Linked DNA regions of Homo sapiens: region 1 is linked to region 2. A link is an interaction called in ENCODE POLR2A ChIA-PET data of the cell type or tissue named here. Cell type or tissue: Panc1. All regions are shown on one strand. Links, peaks and the distances in the headings refer to the core of each region. The heading gives the core; the rest is flanking DNA. Region 1 overlaps RHOH (ras homolog family member H). Region 2 holds the start of CHRNA9 (cholinergic receptor nicotinic alpha 9 subunit).

Region 1 (11,691 bases), core at 3,296-8,295, 110 kb after region 2:
TTAATTGAACTTTAAAAAAATCATTCAGGTCAGGTGTACTGGCCGACATCTATAATCCCAGAACTTTGGAAGGCCGAGGCAGGAGGATTGCTCAAGGCCAGGAGTTTGAGACCAGCCTGGGAAACACAGCAAGATTAGCCGGGTGTGGTGGTGCATGCCTGTAAGTCCAGCTACTTGGGAGGCTGAGATATGAGAATCACTTGAACCTGGGAGGTGGAGGTTGCAGTGAGCCGATTTCGCCAGTGCACTCCAGCCTAGGTGACAAAGTGAGACTGTCTGAAAACAAACAAACAAAAAACAAAAATGAACAAACATCTCTACCAAAAAGTTCTTTTAATTAGTTGGGCATGGTAGCATGTACCTGTAGCCTTAGCTACTCAGGAGGCTGAGACAGGGAATGGCTTGAGCCCAGGAGATCAAGGCTGCAGTGAGCCATGATCACAACACTGCACTCCAGCCTGGATGACAAAGTGAGACCCTGTCTCTAAAAAATAATAACAATAATTCAGTAAGATATTTCATGTATGAATTAAAACTTGCACTTACCAATCAGCATTAATTATACTTTGTAGTTTGCATTCTCCTTTGTTGTTTCAAATTTAAATACAAAACTCTGAGAGAATAACGGAATTGAGGTAACTCGAGTTCTGTTCCGGGGTTTCTACAATCACTGTGCTATCATTGTTTATGTCTAATCTGCAGCTTAAACTCAGGACTATGCTGTGCCATAGAAGCTGAAGATGCAACTTGGCCCCAAAGCTCTAGTGAAAGCTGTACACACCATTAAGAACTTACTCTGACTTTTTCACTGCCAGCGCATGGTGATAATAAAAAACAGACCCACACTGGTTTTATTACTGTTTTAAAATTCTATATAAATGATATACCCCCTTACTTCCTGTACTTAGGGGGGACCCCTTGCACCACTCCATCCTTTAAGTCCTTGCCAGTATCTATTAAACTTTTAAATGCGGAGACCTTTTAATCCAGCAATTCCAATTCTTTCAACACGTTGTACTGATGTGTCTACACAAGTAGTCAAGATATGCAAGAATTTCCATTGCTACATTATTCACGACAGCAAAAAAAGAACTGGAAAGATCTGAAAGGTCCATTAAGACGCAGGGGTTAAATTAATTATGCCATATCCATTCGATAGAATCCACTCAGCATTAGAAGGAATTAGGTCAGCCTGTTCGTATTGCCCAGGAAGGGTATGATATACAGACATACCTTACAGATATCGCGGGTTCAGTTCCAGACCACTGCAATAAAGTGAATCTTGCAATAAAGTGAGTCACACAGTTTTTTTTGTTTCCTAGTGCACATAAAAGTTATGTTGGCCAGGAGCAGTGGCTCGAGCCTGTAATCCCAGCACTTTGGGAGGCCGAGGCAGGCAGATCACCTGAGGTCGAGAGTTCAAGACCAGCCTGACCAACATGGAGAAACCCTGTCTCTACTAAAAATACAAACTTAGCCAGGCATGGTGGCACATGCCTGTAATCCCAGCTACTTGGGAGGCTGAGGCAGGAGAATTGCTTGAACCCAGGAGGCAGAAGTTGCAGTGAGCCAAGATCGTGCCATTGCACTCCAGCCTGGGCAACAAGAGCGAAACTCCATCTCAAAAAAAAAAAAAAAAAAAAAACAAGTTATGTTTACACTATACATGATGTCTAAAAGTATACATGGCTTAATTTAAAAATATTTTATTGCTTAAAAATGCTAACAATACAGCCTGGACAACACAATGGGACTCTGTCTAGATAAAAATTTTTTTTTAATTAGCCAGGTATGGTAATGCACACTTGTAATCCCAGCTACTCAGGAGGCTGAGGTGGGAGGATCACTTGACTCCGGGAGGCTACAGTGAGCTATGATTGCACCACTGCACTCCAGCCTGGGCAACAGAGCAAGACCCTCTCTAAAAAAAAAAAAAAAAAAAAAAAGCTAACAATCATCTGAGCCTTCAGCAAGTCCTAATCTTTTTGCCTCAATGTTGATGGCTGCCAATTGATCAGGGTAGTGGTTGCTGCAGGTTGGAGTGGCTGTGGCTATTTCTTAAAATAAGACAACAATGAAGTTTGCCACACTGATTGATTCTTCCTTTCATGAAAGATTTCTCTGTAGCATGAAATGCATTTTATCCACAGCAGAACTTCTTGCAAATTAGAGCTAATCCTCTCAAACCCTGCCACTGCTTTATCAAGTAAGTTTATGTAATATTCTAAATCTTTTGTTGCCATTTCAACAGTTTTCACAGTATATTCACCAGAAGTAGATTCTGTCTCAAGAAATTACTTTCTTGGCTCATCTGTAAGAAGCAATTCCTCATACATTAAATTTTAACATGAGATTACAGACATTCAGTCCCACCTTCAGCCTCCTCTTCTAATTCTAGCTCTCTTGCTCCTTCTACCACATCTGCAGTTACTTCCTCCACTAGCATCTTAAATCCCTCAAGTCAGTCATGAGGCTTGGAATCAACTTCTTCCAAACTCCAGTTAATGTTGCTATTTTGACCTTCTGCCATGAATCACAAATGTTCTGAATGGCATCTAAAATGGTAGATCCTTTCAGAAGATTTTAAATTTACTTTGCCTAGATTCATCAAAGGAATCACTATCTATAGCAGCTATAGCCTTACAAAATGTATTCTTAAATAATAAGATTTGAAAGTTGAAATGACTCCTTGATCCATGGGTTGCAGAATAGATATTGTGTTAACAGGCATGAAAACAGCATTAATCTCCTTGTACATCTCCATCAGAGCTCTTGGGTGACTAGGTGCGTTGTCCATGAGCTGTAATATTTTGAAAGGAATCTTTTTCCTGAGCAGTAGGTCTCAACAGTGGGCTTAAATTATTCAGTAGACATTGCTGTAAATAGATGTGTTGTCATTCAGGCTTTAGTTGTTCCATTTATAGAGCACAGGCAAAGTAGATTTAGCATAATTCTTAAGGCCCTAGGATCTGTTGGAATGGTAAATGAGTACTGGCTTTACCTTAAAGCAACCAGCTGCATTAGCCCCTAACTAGACAGTCAGCCTGTTCTTTGAAGCTTTGAAGCCAAGTATTGACCTCTTACTAGCTGTGAAAGTCCTAGATGGCATCTTCTTCCAATAGAAGGCCATTTTGTTTCCATTGAAAATTCTATTGTACACTGTAGCCACCTTCATCAATGACCTTAGCTAGATCTTCTGGATAACTTGCTGTAGTTTATTCATCAGGACCTGCTGCCTCTCTTTATACTTTGGTGTTATGAAGATGGCTTCTTTCCTTAAACCTAGTGAACCAACTTCTGCTATCTTCATACTTTTCTTCTGCAGCTTCCTCACTTCATTCAACCTTCATAGAATTGAAGCAAGTTAGGGCCTTGTTCTGGATTAGTCTTTGGCTTAAAGAAATTGTATAGCTGGTTTGATCTTCTACCCAGACCACTAAAGCTTTGTCCAAGCAGTAAGGCTGTTTCACTTCCTTATCATTCATGTGTTCCCAGGAGTTGAACTTTTCATTTCTTCAATAAATTTTCCTTTGCATTGACAACCTGGCTAACTGGCAAGAGACCTAGTTTTCGGCCTCTCTCAGCTTTCAACATGCCTTCCTCATTAAACTTAATGATTTCTAGCTTTTGATTTAAAGTGAGAGACACATGACTCTTCCTTTCACTTAAACACTGAGAGGCCATTATAGGTTTATTAACTGGCCTAATTTCAATATCATTGTGTCTCAGAGAATAGGGAGGCCCAAAGGGAGGAAGAGAGGTGGGGGAACAGCCGGAGCAGTCAGAACACGTACAACATTTATCCATTAAGTTTGCTATCTTATATGGGCATGATTCATCGTGCCCCAAAACAATTGCAACAGTAACATCAAAGATCACTGATCACAGATGACCATAACAGATACAATAATAATGAAAACGTTTGAATTATTTTGAGAATTACCAAAATGTGACAGAGCCATGAAGTGAGCATACGCTGTTGGGAAAATGGTGCCGATAGACTCGCTCAACACAGAGTTGCCACAAACCTTCAGTTTGTGTAAAATGCAATATCTGTGGAGCGCAATCAAATGAGGTATTCCTGTATTAGTAACTGAAAAAAAGCAACCAGTTGAACAATCTGGGAAGGGTTTTCCATTTATGTAGAAAGATAAATGTCCAAACTTTGTCTGGTGCGATCTATCTTCCCTTGCCGAGAAGGACATTGGCCCAGGCAGAGGAAAGGTCTCTGCAATGATGGGTAAATCGAGATTTACTGGGAATTCTCAGCTCACCTTTCACATGTCCCTCTATAGAATAAATTGTACTAGGAACATAGCAGTTACTCCCTCAATTGCCTAAGGGAGAAGAGGAACAAAGAGGAATAATCTAAGAACACAAGTTTATTCAGATTTTCTTAATTTTTTCAATCTTCTTTTGAAATATAGACATATGTACTTTTTATACAGATAATATTATAGATACATAGCAATAGGATAAAATATTTCCTTAGATGCTCAGCTTCTGATTAAGGATCAGAAAGATCAAGAAACTGAGCAAAACAAATATATAATGACCCTGAAACTACCAGGATATTCCAGAGCAAAATTCTTTTTTAATGGTTCAGTTCATTGCTTACGCATATATAGTGTTCTATTAACATGACATTTCAAATCCATAGAAGTCTAAAAAAAGGGACAGAATATCTGCCTTTAATTGTCTTTAAACTAGGCCTACTTTTAAGGAGCCTAATGGGGCAGAAGATAATAAAGAAAATGTTAATGTAGTTTAGACTAGGCCCAGAGGTTAAAAAAATTTTTTTTTTTACTTAGTTAATAATGTCTCTGATCCTCACTTTTTTTTCTCTATAGAAGAAATGATTTCATTTGGAGAGGTCATGCAATGGCCACACAAAGGCAGAATGGTGTGGCTGTACTTCATCACCATAAAGTACCATATAGCTAGGACCTCAGAGAATAAAATGCTAAATTAAAGAGAGGAGACGCAATGTTCTGCGTATAAATGACCTCACTCTCCGGTTCGTCCTGCAAAAAATTAAAATTTAAACAGCCAAGTTCTATAATAAAGGTAAATGCAAAATGCCAAGAGAACACTAAGGACAGAGTGTTAAAATCTTCCAGGGTGGTGGGGTGGGGAGGGGGAGAGGAGGAACATTTGAACTTGGTCTTGGAGGAGAGAAAGAAATAGGACTGGTGGACCGCATGCAGGCAGAGGAAGCGGCTGGTGCCCAGGTGTGCACGTGGGTATTTGGAGAATAGACAGCTGGCTATGGTGGCTGAAGCACAGGTGGAAGATGATGTTGGAAAGGGACAATGGGGCCAATTTGTAAAAAGCCCTTTATGCCATATTAAGTATAAGATAACCTCCATCCAGCCGAGTTCTCTCTCTTTACTTTTCTCCTCGGCCCTGTCCCTGCTTTACCTAGCCAATGCAGTTTCTCATGCATTTTTCTGAAGCTATTACATTATTACATAAATTCACATGCTGTAAGTACGAATGCATATAATAATTACACACACATTTTTATATTCAAACAACAGCATACTACTTTGCTGCAATTTCTCCAGACTATGCAACATTGCTGACACTCTCCCTGGTCTTTCCTGCTTTGACAGCTTCAATCCTGCTGCTGCAAGCTTTCCTGCCCTGGCTCTTCCTGGTGAACTTCTACCCATCCCAGAGCCCAGCTCAGATGCTACCTCTTGTATGAGGCCTTCCCAATAAGCAATATATTTCTCCCTTATTTGAGCTCACATGGCATCTTTAAATGTTTTTACATTTTTTGAATAGTGATTACATGCCTATAGTAACATTTTAAAAGTATAAAAGTGAAAAATATACCTCCCTCCTATGGTGCCCAGGCCATTTTCCCAGACGCAACCATCAGACTAAGTTTCTCATGCATTTTTCCAAAGCTATTACATTATTACATGAATCCACATGCATATATATATGAATGTATGTGTATAATTATCACACACACTTTTTTTTTTTTTTTTTTTGAGATGGAGTCTCACTCTGTCCCCAAGCTGGAGTGCAGTGGTGCGATCTCGGCTCACTGCAACCTCCGCCTCCTGGGTTCAAGTGATTCGCCTGCCTCAGCCTCCCATGTAGCTGGGACTTCAGGCATGTGCCACCATGCCCAGCTAATTTTTGTATTTTTAGTAGAGATGGAGTTTCACCATGTTGGCCAGGATGGTCTCAAACTCCTGACTTCAGGTGATCCACCCACCTTGGCCTCCCAAAGTGCTAGGATTACAGGCGTGAGCCACCGCGCCCAGCCACACACACATTTTTATATACAAACTACAGCATACTATACTGTACTCCATGATGCCTTTCTCACTTAGTAATAGATTGTAAATCTTTTTCCTTATCAGTAGATTGAGTCACCCAACTCTTTCTAAATTCCTTTAGTACAGGACTAAACAATTCCTTCCATTATGGATCAATCTTAAAATACAAATATAATATTAAATATAAATGAAGAGTCAATGTGGTGGTTGAGACTTTCTCACTATACTGTATATAGAGGCAGCTTGTGGTGATCAGAGCCCTGGACTGACCATCAGGCTTGAATCCCAGCTCTACTCCTAGTGACACGACCTTGCTTACGCCATTTAGCCACTCCAAACCTGTTTTTTCATCCGCAAAATGAGGCATTGAACTAGATGGGCTCTCAGGGCCCCTCCAAGGCTGGTAGTTCATGTTTCTGTGAACCATCAATATCACATGCTGCCTTGAGAGCAGATTTGAACAGAGAAAAGGGTGAAGGAGCAGAGAGAGCCTAAAGCTCCTGCCACCAGATGAACTTTTTCCCCTCCCAAGCTGTTCCTCATGCCTTCCTTGACTTCCCTAGCCTTACCTCTCCACCCCCAGCCTTGGCCCTGCATTTTTTGGCATGCCTGCAAAAAAGCCCTCAGCCTGGGCTCATTAGCCGAGCTAAGCACAGGGGGCCCTAGCACGTGTCTGATTTCCAAGACTGTGTTCAGTAGCCCCTGTCTTAGATTTACACAAGGTAGAACAGAATTTGGGCATGTTTTCCTGGGAACATGTTCCAGCCCAGTTTAGAGTCCACTGGTCATTGTAGACAGAACGTGCATATAATAAATACCTGAGAGAGCTCTCGGAAGCTTGGAGAAACCACCAGCTCATCTGCAGACTCTCAGTAGCAGAACAACCACGTGGCCAAGGAGGCTGAGAGGCCTAGAGGTGAGTGTCCTTTGGACTCGATGAAATCCTTCCGTTCTCCAAAGCATCCTCGTGCTTTGCCGGACAAAAAGGCAGCCGTGGGTCATTATCACTCACTTGCCTCCCAAATGTTCATACCAAGGACAGAAGTTTTGTACCTTGTACAAAGCACTCCATACCTTAAAACAGTCAAATATCATGGACCAGATGTCCATCAGGAGAGCAACTGGTATATGCTCTAAACTGGAAAGGTGCTCCCTGACCATCTGCTCTTAGAAGGGTGATTTGTGGCTGTCACTAGGTTACCCACAGCTCCAATATGGAGTTGGACATCCATCTTTGACGCCACTCGAGTAGCACACACAGCTATTATCGACATGTTTGAAACCAGGAGGCATAATCCTAATTCCGTTTCTAGCAGCAGGGACTTTCAGAAAACACACTCCTTGTGGAATTAATTTGCCATTTCTATTTATTTTTGCCTTAATTTGTCTCTACTTCTAAAATACAAGTCAAGCTGCCACACAAAATAACTTGTATAAGGTGGGAGGAAGACAATATGCCTCTTTTATCATTGAATTCCTTACTATTGTAGAACAATATTTAATAATGTGGGGAAAAGTATGTGACAACATTGTTATATGGATCAAAGAAAGGCAAGTTCAAATCGGTATGTGCAACGTAATCCTGATTTTTTAGTAAAAATAGAGAGAGGAAAAAAGTAAGAAACTATACTAAGATTTTAACAATGCTCATACTGGTGCAATTACAAATTTTTTGTGTGTGCTTATCTATGTTTTCTGAGTTTCCTTCACAGACATATACCACTTCTATAACAAAAAAAAAGTAAAAATAAAATCGCATGATCCTTTGTAAAAGAAAATACAAACACATCCTGTCATTTCTTCCCGGGAAGAGGTAACATTTGCTAGTGTCACTGGATAGTCACTTTAAGAAAGTATGGCCCAGCAGGACTGGATCCTGGGTCAGGATTAACCCCTAACTGATGAAATTACTTGAACAACTCCAAGACCCCGACCCTCCTGCCACATCTGACAGAGGAGCAAGTCTCAGTAGGTCTGTAAGTTCCCTTCTCACTCATTCTAGAAGTCCTCAGAGCAGGTCTCTTTCACACACCACTCAAAACAATTTTTTAAATTTGTAATATTCCAGTGATTTGGACTGTGTCCAACCCATCCTGCTCAGCATGCTAGAAAGATTTCTAGGAGAACTAAGATCCTAGGAATATTGGTTTCTTGGATAATATCATTGGATTCCACTGTAATGACTTATGGGAACTTGTTTCCTTTCGTCATTGAGACCAGAATAGTCAAGTTAGTCAAAATCTGAAAGATCATCTTCTAATCCTGCCCCCAAATTTCAGTCATCTGATAACCATATTTGAACTATCATTTATGTGGTATGTTTTAAAAATCAACTCTAAGTGAACTCATATGGCCTTGTCCTAAGCAATTAAATAGATGAAATCATAGATTTGATTGTCACTTATAATTTTTTTCTGAAAACATTCAAAGAAACATATACCTACTAAAAACATTTTTTAAATGCTTGCCCTAAAAAGATCTTGTTTCCCACCATTGGTACACACATTGTGCTTGGGGAAATTTATATCCAATCCAATCCTCAAAGTTTTCAGAGAAACTGACACTTAGAGAAATAAACCTCTTGCCTAAAGAATCATATTTTTGTCAAAAGTCCTTATGTTTTTATTTTTTGTTTCTTTTTTTTTATTGAGATGGAGTCTCACTGTGTCGCCCAGGCTGGAGTGCAGTGGTGCGATCTCGGCTTACTGCCACCTCTGCCTCCCGGGTTGAAGCAATTCTCCTGCCTCAGCCTCTGGAGTAGCTGGGATTACAGGCACCTGCCACCACGCCCGGCTAGTTTTTGTATTTTTAATCGAGACGGGGTTTCACCATGTTGGCCAGGCTGGTCTCAAACTCCTGAGCTCAAGCAATTCACCCACCTCGGTCTCCCAAAGTTCTGGGATTACAAGCATGAGCCCCTGTGCATGGCCTAAAAACCATTTTCTTAAAAGTATCAAAGAGCTAAAAAAAAAAAAAAAAATAGCAACTGTCAGGCCAAAACCTAAGAATAAAGGAGAAGCCAGTGAGGTAAACAGCATTTGTCAGCTGAAAGAAATGGCGATGAAAAAGCGGAAAACGAGCTGCAGTTCCGATGGCTTCATGGGGCAAGGATGACAGAAGTCAAAGGTCAGAGTCCACCCAGGGTGGAAAAACTAATGGACCCCAATATATATATTTTACTTATTTGTTTGTTTTTTGATACAGAGTCTCGCTCTGTCACCCAGGCTGGACTGCAGTGGCGTGATTTTGGCTCACCACCCTCTCCACCTCCCAGGTTCAAGCGATTCTCATGCCTCAGTCTCCTGAGTAGCTGGGATTACAGGCATGCACCACCACACCAGGCTAATTTTTGCATTTTTAGTAGAGATGGGTGTTGGCCAGGCTGGTCTTGAACTCTTGACCTCAAGTGATCCACCCGCCTTGGCCTCCCAAAGTGCTGGGATTACAGGCGTGAGCCACTGCGTCCCACTTCCCAATACATATATTTTAGCCAGAACCCCAAAGGGTACACCATAAGGGTAAGGGTGAGTCAGAAGTAATTCCACCCCCTTCCCTATCCCAAGAAACTGGAGAGGGGCATTACCTTAGACTCTGTTTAGAGAAGGAAGGAAAGGAAGGAGGGAGCGAGGGAGGACCAGGAAAAGACACACAGTGCTTGAAAGATTGGAGTCCACCCAGGTAACTGGCATAAGTTTTCAAAACCCTCTCTGAAGAAATATTTTTATCCGAGGCCTTGGGAAACTCATACCAATCATTTTTCTATGGCAATGAAGAGCCCACAAAGACAGACCTTTTATTATCTTAAGGCATGCATTACTACCTAAAGCAAGAGGGACAAAAGGAGAAGAGAAATTGCGGTGGTGCTCAAAACTCATGGTCTCCTATTTCCCTCATTCTCAGGACTCCAGCTTGGCACCCACTCCTGATACCCCTGATGTCTCGTAAGAGGAACCTCGCTGGACATATGGTGTTGCAGTTTGAAAGAAAATGGGCAGCCTTACCGGGTAGTTTTTATCAAGATAATGAATTTGCCATGTTCTTGGCTTCACCTCTTACCCTCAGAAATCTGATTCCCTCAACTAACAAGAAAGTATATGACTTTACAGTCACAAGATTTGCTTATATATCGGATGCCAATTCATTTGCTGACCATGAGAAACGCAGCTCTCGTCAGGACTAGAATACCATCAACACAGCCTGTGTATTCTTTCCCCACGGGGAGAGCCATTGGAAAGCCAAGCTATGACACCAAGACATTCCCTGGTCAACAGGGACTCAGAGTGGAAGGAGGTGACTGAATGATCCAAGAATATGCATTAGCCTAAGCCTTACCCTCTCCCCCATGGTCTTATCCATGGGATCAAAACTGGGGAAGTCCATTAGCCAAGGTTCTCTCTCCACTGATAATGCATGGATGGGCACTGCCAGAATATGATTCTCAAACATGCCTGTTTTCCATGGATGACTAACTCCCAACTTTCTGATTAGTATCTCTTCATATGAATCCAACTTCTCCAGAGGACTCTAATCCTCTTCATGTAGTAGGCTTCCCTAGGCTTGCCTTGGTAGCCCCAAGCCTACCTGAAATTACTTTCAAGAGACAATTGTAACTCAGAGGCTGAGGTGGGAGGATCGCTTGAGGCCAGGAGTCTGAGACCAGTCTGGGCAATATAGTAAAACTCTGTCTCTAAAAAATAAAAAAGAGACAACAAAGAAATACAAAAGAGCCCACCCCAGGACGTAAGCATTAGCTAACCTTCTGAAATCTCATAACCCCAAAGTGAATTGAAATGTACCAGAGGGTAATCCCCAAACACCATCTACCTTTCTCTAACCACCTCGCCACCTGTGCATGATGCCCATATCTTGTAACCTTCTCGTATACTGTGCAAACATTCATCAGAAAGCTTCCTTCCGCCCCGCCTTCCCCAAAGTGCCACCCGTACCACCATCTGCGAACCAAATAGCAAAGGAGGAGATTAAGGAACCTGCATCACATCAAGCAAGTCTTCACAGTACTGTATGCTTCATGCATTTAAGCTTTTAAAATAAAGGAACTAGGCCAGGCACAGTGGCTCACACCTGTAATCCCAACACTTTGGGAAGCTGAGGCGGGCAGATCACTTGAGCACAGGAGTTTGAGAGCAGTCTGGCCAACATGGTGAAACCCTGTCTCCACTAAAAATACAAAAATTAGCCGGGCGTGGTGGCACACACCTGTAATCCCAGCTACTCAGGAGGCTGAGCAGGAGAATCACTTAAACCTGGGAGGCGGAAGTTGCAGTGACTGGGGATCATGCCACTGCACTCCAGCCTGGGAGACAGAGCAAGACTCTATCTCAACAAAAAAGAAAAATTTTTAAAAAGGAACTAGAAGAAGGAAAATTACAATGGA
Region 2 (11,524 bases), core at 1-5,000:
GCATATTTTCCATCTGCCGTCTCTGCAGCTACTCAACAAGAGGGATCTGGATTAACATTCAGAGTGTTGTGTGTATTTCAAGACAAACAACACAAGACTGAGGTCTAAAATGGGGGATGGCCCAACACTGGCGAGGGACAAGCTTTGGGTGGATGGATGAGTTGTTTTTCTGGCATGCCCTACCAAGATCAGAGTCAGTAGGAAGCACAGAACACTTCCATGCGGTTGAATCATCTGTTTTGTCTTCCCTGTCCTGCCCCACCTCCCACCAAAGCAATAGCCCCAGATGAGACAAGATAGGTTACGTGTCACCAGCCTCTCACCTCTCAGTCTGGAAGCAGCAAAGTAGATCCAGCAAAAGGAGATGCAGGAATGGGACCAGTTCATCTTTTTCCTGAGCCTCTATAATAAAGTCTCAGTCAGGCAGCGTGGTCTTCCACTTCCCCCTATGAATACAAAGGATCTGGGCACAAGGAGCCCACACCGCTGCAGCCTTATGGCGGGAGAGCTCAGGCTTGCATTGCATGCAGGACCGAGATCCTGAGATCCAGGCCTGCCCTCCCTCCCCTCCGGTAATTTGAGACTGGCAGCTCCAGTGGCTGAGAAGCCGGGAACCCAGGGTGTGTTAGGTCCAACAGTGCTGTTGTGGGGGGCCATCTCAGTTGAGGGTCCCTAGCCACCCTCAGCAGAAACAACCAGACAGAAAAGGAGGTAGATGCAGGCAACAGGGGTATGCCTGACACCCCAGAGACTCCATCTAAGCAGAATGGGAGATTTCTACACCCACCATGAGCAGAGTCAGCCTGAGTCCAGGGACTAAGGGAAGCCTAAAAGACTGAGCCATGGGACGGCTGTCCAGAAAGACTCTACGTGCTTTTAGCAGCATTTGAAGAGGGAAAGAGACACGGTTCTATGATCTCCAGAATATATTGGCATTTTGGTTTTTTCTCTGCCTCAGCTTCTGATCCCTCCTGCAGCTGTCCCACTGGGCATGGATCTTGCATAGTAAATGTTTGTGAGTATATATGTGAGGGGGTGTGCTGGATGGGCGGATAATCACTCGCTTAAGAAGCAGCAACACTGTGAGTTGGATTTGGACTTGACCACCTGGGTTTGACTGCCAGCCAAACCCTGACGAGCTCTATTATTCTGTAAAAGTCACCTAACCTCTCTGAGCCTTCCAGAACTACAGACTGGGGAAAATAATATTTTCTCTCTCTAGAGCTACTGAGATAACTGTATGTGAAAGCACTTTCTAAATATCAGTAATTATCATCTTTGATCAGCTTTGCATACCCAGAATTTCTATACTCACCAAGTCACCCAGGATTTACCAGCTCGAAAAAAAAAAAGAAAAACTGGTTCAAAGGCTGACCAAATCAGCATGAGAATAATAACCAATGGTGATATTGCTAATGATGACACCCTTTGCATTTGAATGCTACTTCATATAAAGTTTCAGTCATTTCTCATATGTGATATAATTTTACTCCTATAAAAAAATGTCAATTTTCAATTGCTGCTTAGTCTGGAAACTCATGTCTGTCTCTCCTCTTGCCTGGGGAAACTGCTTTGGAAAACCATATTAAGATAATTTGGTTGCCTGGAATTGGAGCGAGGAAATTGGATAGCTCTGTTTCATCAGGTTACAGCCGCCTGATGAGTCACCCCATCCCTCTTCGGGAATGTATCCTCTGAGTGGAACAGACACTCAAGCCATCGGCAAAGTGTTTCTTAATTGCCTATCCCATTGTGTTGATTGTGAAGACATTATTTTTCTGACGCCCCTAGTCTGACTCATTCATCAAATGACACAATTCCGGGTGCCCACGCTCAGTCCTCCTTCAGCAAACCATCCGCTCCAGAATCTCAGAGGCAGAAGGTAATTTTGAAATTGAGTTTAATGCCTCACTTCTATATGAGGAAACTGAGGCCCAGGGATGCAGAGTGGCTTCCCTCCAGCAGTGATCGGCCAGAGACAGGATCCAGGCCACCTGCCCCAATCCACTGTGCTCCCTGCAACACTAACAATGCATCTCTTCCTTCTCGTTGTCTTTCATCAATATGGCTTTTGATGCCAGCTGGGTGGTGACTTCCTTGTGTGTAGAGGATCTTTACCTCATATGTCTTGGATTCCTTACAGCACTCACAGGGTTGAATTGTAGTTGACACAGGGCCTACCTTGAATGGTGTCCCTTCCCTTCCTATACCACTCCCCTCCCTTCAGGGTCCCTTCTCCCCTCAGGGGCCTCTTTTAGGTTGAAGCTGCTGAGAACCTTTGCCCATTGGGGTCCAGTGTCCTGGGGGGCATCCCTGACTCCATTCCAGGAGGATGATGGCAGTGCTCCCATTCCTTAGAATAGAGTCCTGTCTGACAAAGAATCCTAGTGAATTCTATGGCTAAAATATCCTCTGCCCAGCAGCAGAGTGGGGATGGGAAGAACAAATACCTTCATTCTGCTACATGTGTTTTTTAAAACAAAAATTACAAGAGTCAAACATCATGTTTTGCAAAGGATTTTTTCCCTGCAAATGAATATGGCATGAATATTTTCTCCATTTCATTAAGTACAGGATCAGAGCACTTCTAACCTGTAAAGAGCTCTTTGAGGACCATCTAGCTAAGGTCACTCATGTTACAGATAAAGAAACTGAGGACTAGAGAGGTCAGAAGCCTTCGCAAGGACATAACCCATCGTCCTGACTCAATACAGTGCTCCTTACACAACACCAGTTCATCTGGTGAGGAAGCTCAGAGGAAATCAAGGTCAAGTGTGCCTTTAGGAGGCTTGGGAATGCACTTCCTTTCAGCCAAGGGCAGGTGGGACTTCGATCTGCCCCACAGGAAGGTGGGTAAAGGATGCTGACTCTCCACCAAGAACCATGCCAGAGACCCTCAACCTCCCCAGGAGGCTGGGCTCTTCACAGAGGAGTGCTGTCCTAGGCACTCAGAGCCATGACGCATGCTAACCAATGCTTCACAACTCACTGAAATGGCAGGAGATACCTCAATGGGATGCCATCCCCAAGGACCTATTTCACTTCTACTTTCTAAATTTGCTGGATTTATCCTAGATATGTGTCTTGAAAAACAAACAAACAAAACAAACAAACAAAAAAACCCCCTCAAAGCTCCTTTAAAAGACAGCTACATGAATTCCTTCACCTTGCACCAGAGTTTAGGATAAGATTGGTAGTTAGGACGCAAAGTCATGCCAAAAGGGCTGCCCATGGCACCACTCTCCAAACATTTTAGGGTTTACTTCTGTCTTTGTTTTCTATTTCTTCTTCTTTTTTTTTTTTTTTTGAGATTGAGTCTTGCTCTGTTGCCCAGGCTGGAATGCAGTGGCGTGATCTCAGCTCACTGCAACCTCCACGTCCTGGGTTCAAGCAATTCTGTGCCTCAGCCTCCCAAGTAGCTGGTATTACAGGCACCTGCCATCACGCCCGGCTTTTTTTTTTTTTTTTTTTTTTTTTTTTTTGTATTTTTAGTAGAGATGGGGTTTCACCATCTTGGCCAGGCTGGTCTTGAACTCCTGACCTCGTGATTCACCTGCCTCAGCCTTCCAAAGTGCTGGGATTACAGGTGAGTCACCATGCCCAGCCACTTCGTATTCTTGATCAAAAGCAGTATAATGTAGAGTTTAAGAGCACAGACCCTGGAGTTGAACTGCTTGGATTCAAGTCCAACCCCACCACTTACTAGCTGTGTAAGCTCAGCCAGATTATTCGACCTCAGTTTCTTCATCTATAAAATGGGGACAATTATAAATAGTGCCTACCTCTTGGGGTTGTTTTGAGGACTGAATCAGTTAATGCATGTGGAACCCTAAAAATAGTGCTTGACCATAAAATTGCTGGATAAATGATCATTAAAGGGGAAAATGACATGCTAAGCATGTCATTTGTAGCTCAATGCCACTATTTGTTTATTTATATATTTATTTATTTAATTTATTTATTTTTCCTCCCCTCTTCCTCTCCCCCTTCCATCTCTCTCCCTCACCCAATCTCTCTCCCAACTTCTTGACAGACCTGGTTAGAGGATAATTGTTTTATGTGACAAGCAATTTGTACTGTGGGTGGAAGAATATCAGTCCTACTATTTTCTTGTTGTCCTTTTTTATTGTGATGTTAATATTATTGTCAGTCCACCGTGGATTTATTTATTTACTTACTTATTTCTGCAGTAGTCTTTTTAATCCTCTTATCCATTTTGTGAGAGTTACACAATCTAACTCCGTCACAGAGATTGGCAAACTCTCTGCAAAGAGCTAGATAGTAAATATTTTCATCTTGGCAGGCCATATGGTCTCTGTACCAACTACTCTTCTCTGCCATTGTACTATGAAAGCAGCCTATAGCAAAATGAATGTGTGGCTATGTTCCAATAAAACTTTATTTACGAAAATAGGTGGCAGGGCATAGTTTGTTGACCCCTGACATAGATAAACAGATCCATAAATCCACTTTGCTCATGAAAATTGCAATAGGAAACAGCGTTCCAGATGAAGAAGGGGCAAAGCCTGCAGGGAAAAGAGCTTGACATGCGCAGACGCATGGCAGGGCCAGGGCTGACTCCCACTGCAGCTCAGCCAGTGAGACTCAAACTGCCTTCCAGCGGAGGCTCTGGGCATGGAAGAACCCTTTCTAATAAGGAATCAGAAATGTAAGAGAACTGGAAAGAGTAGGAAGCAACCCTGTTGGATGTCTGGAGGCTGGGCAAGCCTCCTCACTTCCACAGGGTGACCGTGATAGTGTCGTGGATGAGGAATTAGAGTTTCCAGATATAGGTGATGGTGGGAACTGTGGCTACAGCCAGGCCAGGGGCTGGCAGGGTGAGCAGCAGGGGAATGGGTCAGAAGTTCAAGTGAGTCTCTCTGGGGTCCCCATGAATAAGGACAGGACTGGAGGGCAGAACTCTGGCAGTTTCACTGAGAAGTACAGAGTCCCAGAACACAGTTTTGTTTCTAGATTGCTAGAAATCCTAGCAACTCCCTTCCCCAGCTGTACTCAAATCCATTGGCCTGGGGAAGTGCAGGTTAGATCAGAACAAAAGCGATTCAGGAAGGGGAGGAAGGAGGACCTCTGGGCCAACAGGAACGTCGGACCGGAGCTCATTATGGTGTGGGCACCTGAAGGTGATCACACTGGGCATGGAGCCGATTCTCCTTTTGTGACTGCATGTGCCTGTGTCTCACTCTTGTCCCACTGTACTCTGGCTCTGTCAGTGGTGTGTAGTGGACTGGAAAACTCTTCTGAGTGAAACCCAGCGGGACAATCTCTCTTGGTGCTTCTGGGCATCGTGAAGGAAATGAACTTTCCTAACCTAACTTCAAACAGATCCAACTCCTGCGCATCATCCTCGCTTCTTCTCTCTCAAACCCCATGTATTAGTCTACTTGGACTCCCACAACAAAATACCATAGACCAGGTGAATTAAAAACAGAAATTTATTTTCTCACAGTCCTGCCTCCGTGCCTAAGGACCAGCTCATCCAAGAATCAGCTGGAAGTCCAGACCAAGGTGTGGGCAGGGCTGGTTTCCCCCAAGGCCTTTCTTCTTGGCTTGCAGATGGCTGTCTTCTCTTTGTGTCCTTACAGGGTCTCCTCTGTGCATGTCTGGGTCCTAATCTCTTCTTCTCAGATCCCCATGAATAAGGACAGGCCTGGAGGGCAGGGCTCTGGCAATTTCCCTAAGAGATACAGAGTCCCAGAGTTCTGTTTGGTTTCTAGGTTGTGACCCTATTCCCCGATTGTACCGAAACCCGTTGTCTCCTCAGATGAAATTAGTCCCGCCCCAGTGACCTCACTTAACCTTAATTACCTCTTTAAAGACCATATCTCCAAATATGGTCACATTCTTCAGTACTGGGGGTTAGGATTTCAGCGTGTGAATTCTGTAGGATGCAATTCAACCTGGAACACCCCACATCCAATCTGTGAATGAATCCCAGCAGTTCCACCTTCACAACATATCGGGAACCCAGCCGCCTCTCCCCACCTTCCCTATTGTCTTCCTGGTCTAAGCCATTGCTGACTGCCATCTGCACCAACCACACTTGCCTCCTAGCAGCCAACGGTGCCCCTGAATTCCCTTCTCCAGGTAAGAGCCAGACGGTCATTTTATTTCATTTCATCTATTTTTTATTTCTATTTTTATTTTTTTAATTTAATTTTTTTTTTTTGAGACGGAGTCTCACTCTGTCACCCAGGCTGGAGTGCAGTGGCACAATCTCAGCTCACTGCCTCCCAGGTTCAAGCAATTCTCCTGCCTCAGCCTCCCAAGTAGCTGGGATTACAGGTGCCTGCCACCATGCCTGGCTAATTTTTGTATTTTTAGTAGAGACAGGGTTTCACCATGTTGGCCAAGCTGGTCACAAACTCCTGAGCTCCAGCGATCCACCTGCCTCAGAGTCCCAAAGTGCTGGGATTACAGGCATGAGCCACCATGACCAGCCTATTTTTAAATAATTTATAAGATGGGGGTCTCACTGTGTTGCCCAGGTTGGGGTGCAGCAGCTATTCACTGCACTCCCTCATTATCATTGTGCACTGTGGCCTCCAATTCCTGGGCTCAAGAGATCCTCCCATCTCAGCCTCCCAGATAGCTGGGACTACAAGTACATGCCACCAAGCCCAGCCAGGTGGTCATCTTAAAACACAAATCTGATCATGTCACCCCTCTGCCCAGTGGATTCTCTCCAGTGGATTCTCACCTTATTTGGAATAAAAGCCAAAATCCTTACTGGCAACTACAAGGCCGTACGTGATGTCTCCCCCGACTTTCCTTCTCCAACACTCTCCCCCTCGCTCATGTAGCTCCAGCCGTGCTGGCCTCCTTGCATTCCACATGCACACTGCGCCCCTCCTTCTGTTCCCTCTGCCTGGAGCACCATTAGCATATCCTCCTGACTCCCCTTCTTCTTCCTCCTGGGTTCTGCCTAGTGCCTCCTTATCAGAAGCCCTTCCCTGATGATGTTACGTAGAGTAACATCCCAGCCCTCTCTCCATCTCTGGGATCCACCCTTCCTCGCACTTAGGACCAGCTGACCTGCATGTATGCATTGCACTTGGTAGTTATCGTCTGTCTCCCTACTAAAATTAAGTTCCACAAAAGTGGGGGCTTTGTCATGTTCTGTGCTATTCTCCCAGATACAGAGAGGATATTAGAGGATATTTGTTGATGCATAAATGAGTAATATCTAGAATGAGAAATCTAAGGAATTAAGAAGTAAGGGAAAGGCCAGCTTTCAGACAAAGAATGGTGGGTATATTTCCTATGATTCATAAGCTTACCTGATTTTTTTAGCACTCATGGCCAGGATGTTATTTACAGCCTTACATTGTCAGTCTACTGCTGTGTTATATTTTAACCTATGTCAAAGCAAAATTCCTTGAGAACATGGACCATAATTTTTCCCTTATACATAGTCCTAGCTCAAGGGAAACAACCACCAAATCCAGTTAGCAGCATCTGCCAAGGATGCAGGGGGAGGGTGTGGAGGCATCTCCCCATGTCTCTGCTGACCTAATGCAACAGAAAGGACCTAAGGACACAGGAGGAGTCCTATGGCCCCAGTTCAAGTCCTAGGACCACCACTTACTAGTCATGTTAGTAGTAATTATTTCTCAGAGTCTCATTTTCTCATTTGTATAAAGGAAGATTATAATATTTTACCCAAAAGGGTTATTGTGAGGATTCAAGAGAAAGCAGATAAAGTACCAAGCACACACCTGGCACAAAGCAAGACTCTCAGTGAATGCCACTATGATTCCCCTTGCCAAACCACACAGGCTACGGTAGTCAGAAAGCACCCACTGGTAAAAAGAAACTCATAAAGTTGCCAACAGAAGAGCCAAGTTCATGAAGAGACATGAGTGGGTGATAAGAGACATGCAGTTTTCTGGGTCAGGAGAGCAGCTGATATATGATCCAGGGTATCCAGTATGTCCAAGTGAGTGATCTGGGGACTGTAGCGGGCTCTGATGTCTGTGCTTTGTCAGAGGGTGCATACTATTTTCCCTGAAATCCCCTGAGGGAATATATTTGAAAGCTATAAAACTGTACAGTGTGGTATAGGGTGAGTATCTCCTGGCTTCCTCCTGTTTCTGGGGTCTTTCTTTGCTGCACAGAGGAGACCTCATCCATGGGAGATTTCTGTCCTCAATGGTAGCCCACTTGCTCCTTGGGACTTCTCAGACATTTTCCTTTGTTCTTGAGTTTCCGACCCCTTCTCATCCCAGGAGGTTCTCACCCCACTGGCTCTGCTTCCTCTTCTCATAGCAGACCCTGCAGTCACAATTGTGCAATATTTCCCTGCTCGTTGCAAACACTGTCTCTCTGCTAACATTGTAAGAGTTAGGCAAATGACAAGCATGGGAAAAAGCAGAAGGGGCACACTCTGCTCTTCTGTTAACAGTAGCACGCTACTTCAAGGATGCTAATCATAGAGAAGGGGAGCTGGGAGATTCGGAGACAACACTGTGCAAACCCAGCTGATACCCTTCCCAGGCTATTCTGAGAGCTACCAGCCCCCAACCTCTCCCACAGCTTCTGCCCCCTTAGAAGCAGCATGGCCCCATGGCCCCAAGACCTCACTCATCTCCCGCTCCCCCATCCTCTGCCCTGTTCTGGAAAGTGGGCACTAAAGGGACATGTTAAAACTGAAAAGAGGCAAGGAGGTGCTTTCTCCCAGTCAGCAACGCGCTGCTCCATCTCCCACCCCACCTGCCCACCTGCCCTCAGTGTCTCTTCGGCTAGGCCTACTTAGCCGAGAGCAGCCCCGTGGGTATGAATGGCCTAGGTGCCTGCTTCTGGAAGCATGTTTGGAAGGAAGCAGGGAGGGTACTGAAAGGTAAAGCAGGAGAACTGGAAGATTTTATTCCCAAGTGTTTTCCTCAAAGACACTTTTTAACTTTCTCCGTTTCTTCTTCTCACTTACCTCACCATTGCCATTGACATAGGCTCTGTACACCAAGGAGCTGAACGAGAGGAATCCAGGAGAGCCACAGAAAGGACAAGGGGAACCAGTGCAGGGGGATGGACGCACATCCGCTGACCACGTAAAAGCCAGGCCAGAAGCTAGGCTCTTAGCCTAGCTAAGGCTAGGTTTTCTCAGTGCCTTTCTGAGCCATATTGGAGCCTGAAAAAAAAAAAGAGAGAGAGAATATTGGCAATACTAATCCTGTTTTTTTTTGTTGTTGTTGTTATTGGTTTTTTGTTTGTTTGTTTGTTTGACAGAATTTCTCTCTGTCGCCCAGGCTGGAGTGCAATGGCATGATCTCAGCTCACTGCAACCTCCACCTCCAGGGTTCAAGCAATTCTCCTCCTTTAGCCTCCCAAGTAGCTGGGACTACAAGCATGCATCACCACACCCAGCTAATTTTTACATTTTTAGTAGAGATGGGGTTTCACCATGTTGGCCAGGCTGGTCTCGAACTCCTGACCCCAGGCGATCCACCTGCCTCAGCCTCCCAAAGTGCTGGGATTACAGGCATGAGCCACCATGCCCAGCCACTAATCCTGTTTTTAAACTTTGGTATTTTTATTTATAATGAAATATTTTGCATTAATTTTGATGTTTAGAAATATTGTATTAAGGCCAAGCATGGTGGCTTATGCTTGTAATCCCAACACTTTGAGAGGTCGAGGTGGGAGGATCACTTGAGGCCAGGACTTCAAGACCAGCCTGGGCAATAAAATGAGACCCCCATCTCTACCAAAAAAAGAAAAGAAAAGTTCTTTTAAATTAGCCAGGCATGGTGATGCGTACCTGCAGTCCCTCCTACATGGGGGAGGCTGAGGCAGGAGGATCACTTGAGCCCAGGAGTTTAAAGCTGTAGTAAGCTATGATCACACAACTGCACTCTGGTCTGGGTGACAGATAGAGATCCTGTCTCAAAAAAATTTATCTATATTCATTACTAATATTTTTGGCTCCCCCTTAAATGTGCACTGGAAGCAAGTGCCTCTCCTGCCTCACTCTGGTCCTGGCCCTGATGAGATTCAGCCCAGCTGATGGAACTGGTCAATTCACCTGGTTGATGATTTTTTTCAGAAAGAAAGAGTGAAAGCTCTAAAAATAATCTTTAAAAATCAAAGTCTATTTTTTTAAATGTGCAATTCTACTAAAATAATTAAGAAAGGAGTGAAATTCTCAGCCACAAAAAGAAACCAAATTTAGACACAATTCAAATCCTTTATCTTCTGACAAAGCCAAGGTACTTCACCTTCTCAGCCACCAGGTGTCTCTGTAAACTCCCTGCAGGCCTCTGCACAGGGCACTGCAGATAACGTCATATGTGAAATCTGCTGTTTTTAACCAGCTCTAAAGAGACAGCACATACAAAGAAAAAAAAAACAGCTTGAAATATAACAGCTTCAAATACCAAATTTACAGTGATCCGTCCATTTATCCAGGATTTCTGGCTAATAGCCAAGTGCTTATGATAATCAAATCTATTAACAGATTTAAGCTAAGAAATAGATTATTAGAGTCAAGTTGTCCTAATCAATACACTTTCTAGAATGTTCCTGCTTTATTGTTTTCTCGTATCTTATCTGGATTAATTTCTAACGGAGTATAATTCTGCAAGATCAAAATAGAGTATTCCAGGAACTAACTCTTCCCCTGGTTTGGAGGACTGGATTTTACCCAATTCTTTAGGGTAGAGAATTTTTTGTTGTTTTTGTTTTTGTTGAGGCAGAGTCTCACTCTGTCGCCCAGGCTGGAGTGCAGTGGCACGCTCTCGGCTCACTGCAACCTCCACCTCCCGGGTTCAAGCGATTCTACTGCTTCAGCCTCCCGAGTAGCCAGGACTGCAGGCGCGCAACACCACGCCAGGCTAATTTTTTTTATTTTTTGTATTTTTAGTAGAGACAAGGTTTTACCATGTTGGCCAGGCTGGTTTTGAACTCCTGACCTCAAGTGATCCGTCCGCCTTGGCCTCCGAAAGTGCTGGGATTACAGGTGTGAGCCACCGTGCCCAGTCCTGGGTAGGGAATTTTGAAAACAATATTTAAACCTTTTGTTTATGTTTAAAAAAAATCAGTGCATGAAGTGCTATGGGAGGCCCAGAAAACAAAGTAGTGGGAAGGTTGTACTATTCTTTCAAAGTAAGTTTACCTCGGCTTGTTGTCATCCTTTCCCTTCACATCCTCACCTCACCCCTCAGAAGAAAATGTAACACTTCAGTGAACAGACCATTTCCTCTGAATTTAACATTTTTGTGAGTTAATTCTGCAAATAAGCACTTCGTTCAACACCGTGGGGGACCATCGATCCTTCTTCCAAAGGTCCGGGAAAATGACTCTTGGGAGAGACCTCTGTGATGAGACTCCATGAGCTTCTCTAGCCCGTCTAAGATAGCATTTGTTCTTCATTTTAAAATTGCTACTCATAACAATCCCAATAGGAACATGGCTAATGTTCACAGTGAGGTGCTCACTACTTATTTTAGTACAGTCATTTCTCTGGGTTTCCACGGCAGGAAAACTCCAGCTTTTCTCTTAACTTCCTACG

What was found. ChIA-PET counts read pairs that join two places held together with the same protein. Peaks named below come from ENCODE experiments on the same cell type or tissue, not always from the same donor. Only the 100,000 strongest peaks of a DNase experiment are listed, where the experiment ranks them.
Region 1: POLR2A ChIA-PET joins it to region 2 with 5 read pairs; 6 of 35 experiments call an interaction of 5 or more read pairs at or near these places.

Annotation. Positions count from the first base shown.
Region 1 is chr4:40,213,722-40,225,412 of GRCh38, reverse strand. All of the region lies in intron 1 of RHOH (ras homolog family member H), which reads right to left. Among named protein-coding and RNA genes, the nearest start is that of RHOH, 23 kb to the right of the region's middle. In Panc1, for the core only: no CTCF peak of the experiment used is centred there; no DNase peak of the experiment used is centred there; H3K27ac peaks cover 1,176 bases.
Region 2 is chr4:40,324,331-40,335,854 of GRCh38, reverse strand. CHRNA9 (cholinergic receptor nicotinic alpha 9 subunit) reads right to left here and starts at 522. Exons shown (of 5, transcript NM_017581.4): 1 at 324-522; 2 at 1-28. The coding sequence starts at 387. It overlaps LINC02265 (long intergenic non-protein coding RNA 2265), which reads right to left. Exons shown (of 4, transcript NR_121641.1): 3 at 8,945-9,145; 4 at 5,436-5,695. RefSeq lists an enhancer at 10,342-10,391. In Panc1, for the core only: no CTCF peak of the experiment used is centred there; no DNase peak of the experiment used is centred there; H3K27ac peaks cover 404 bases.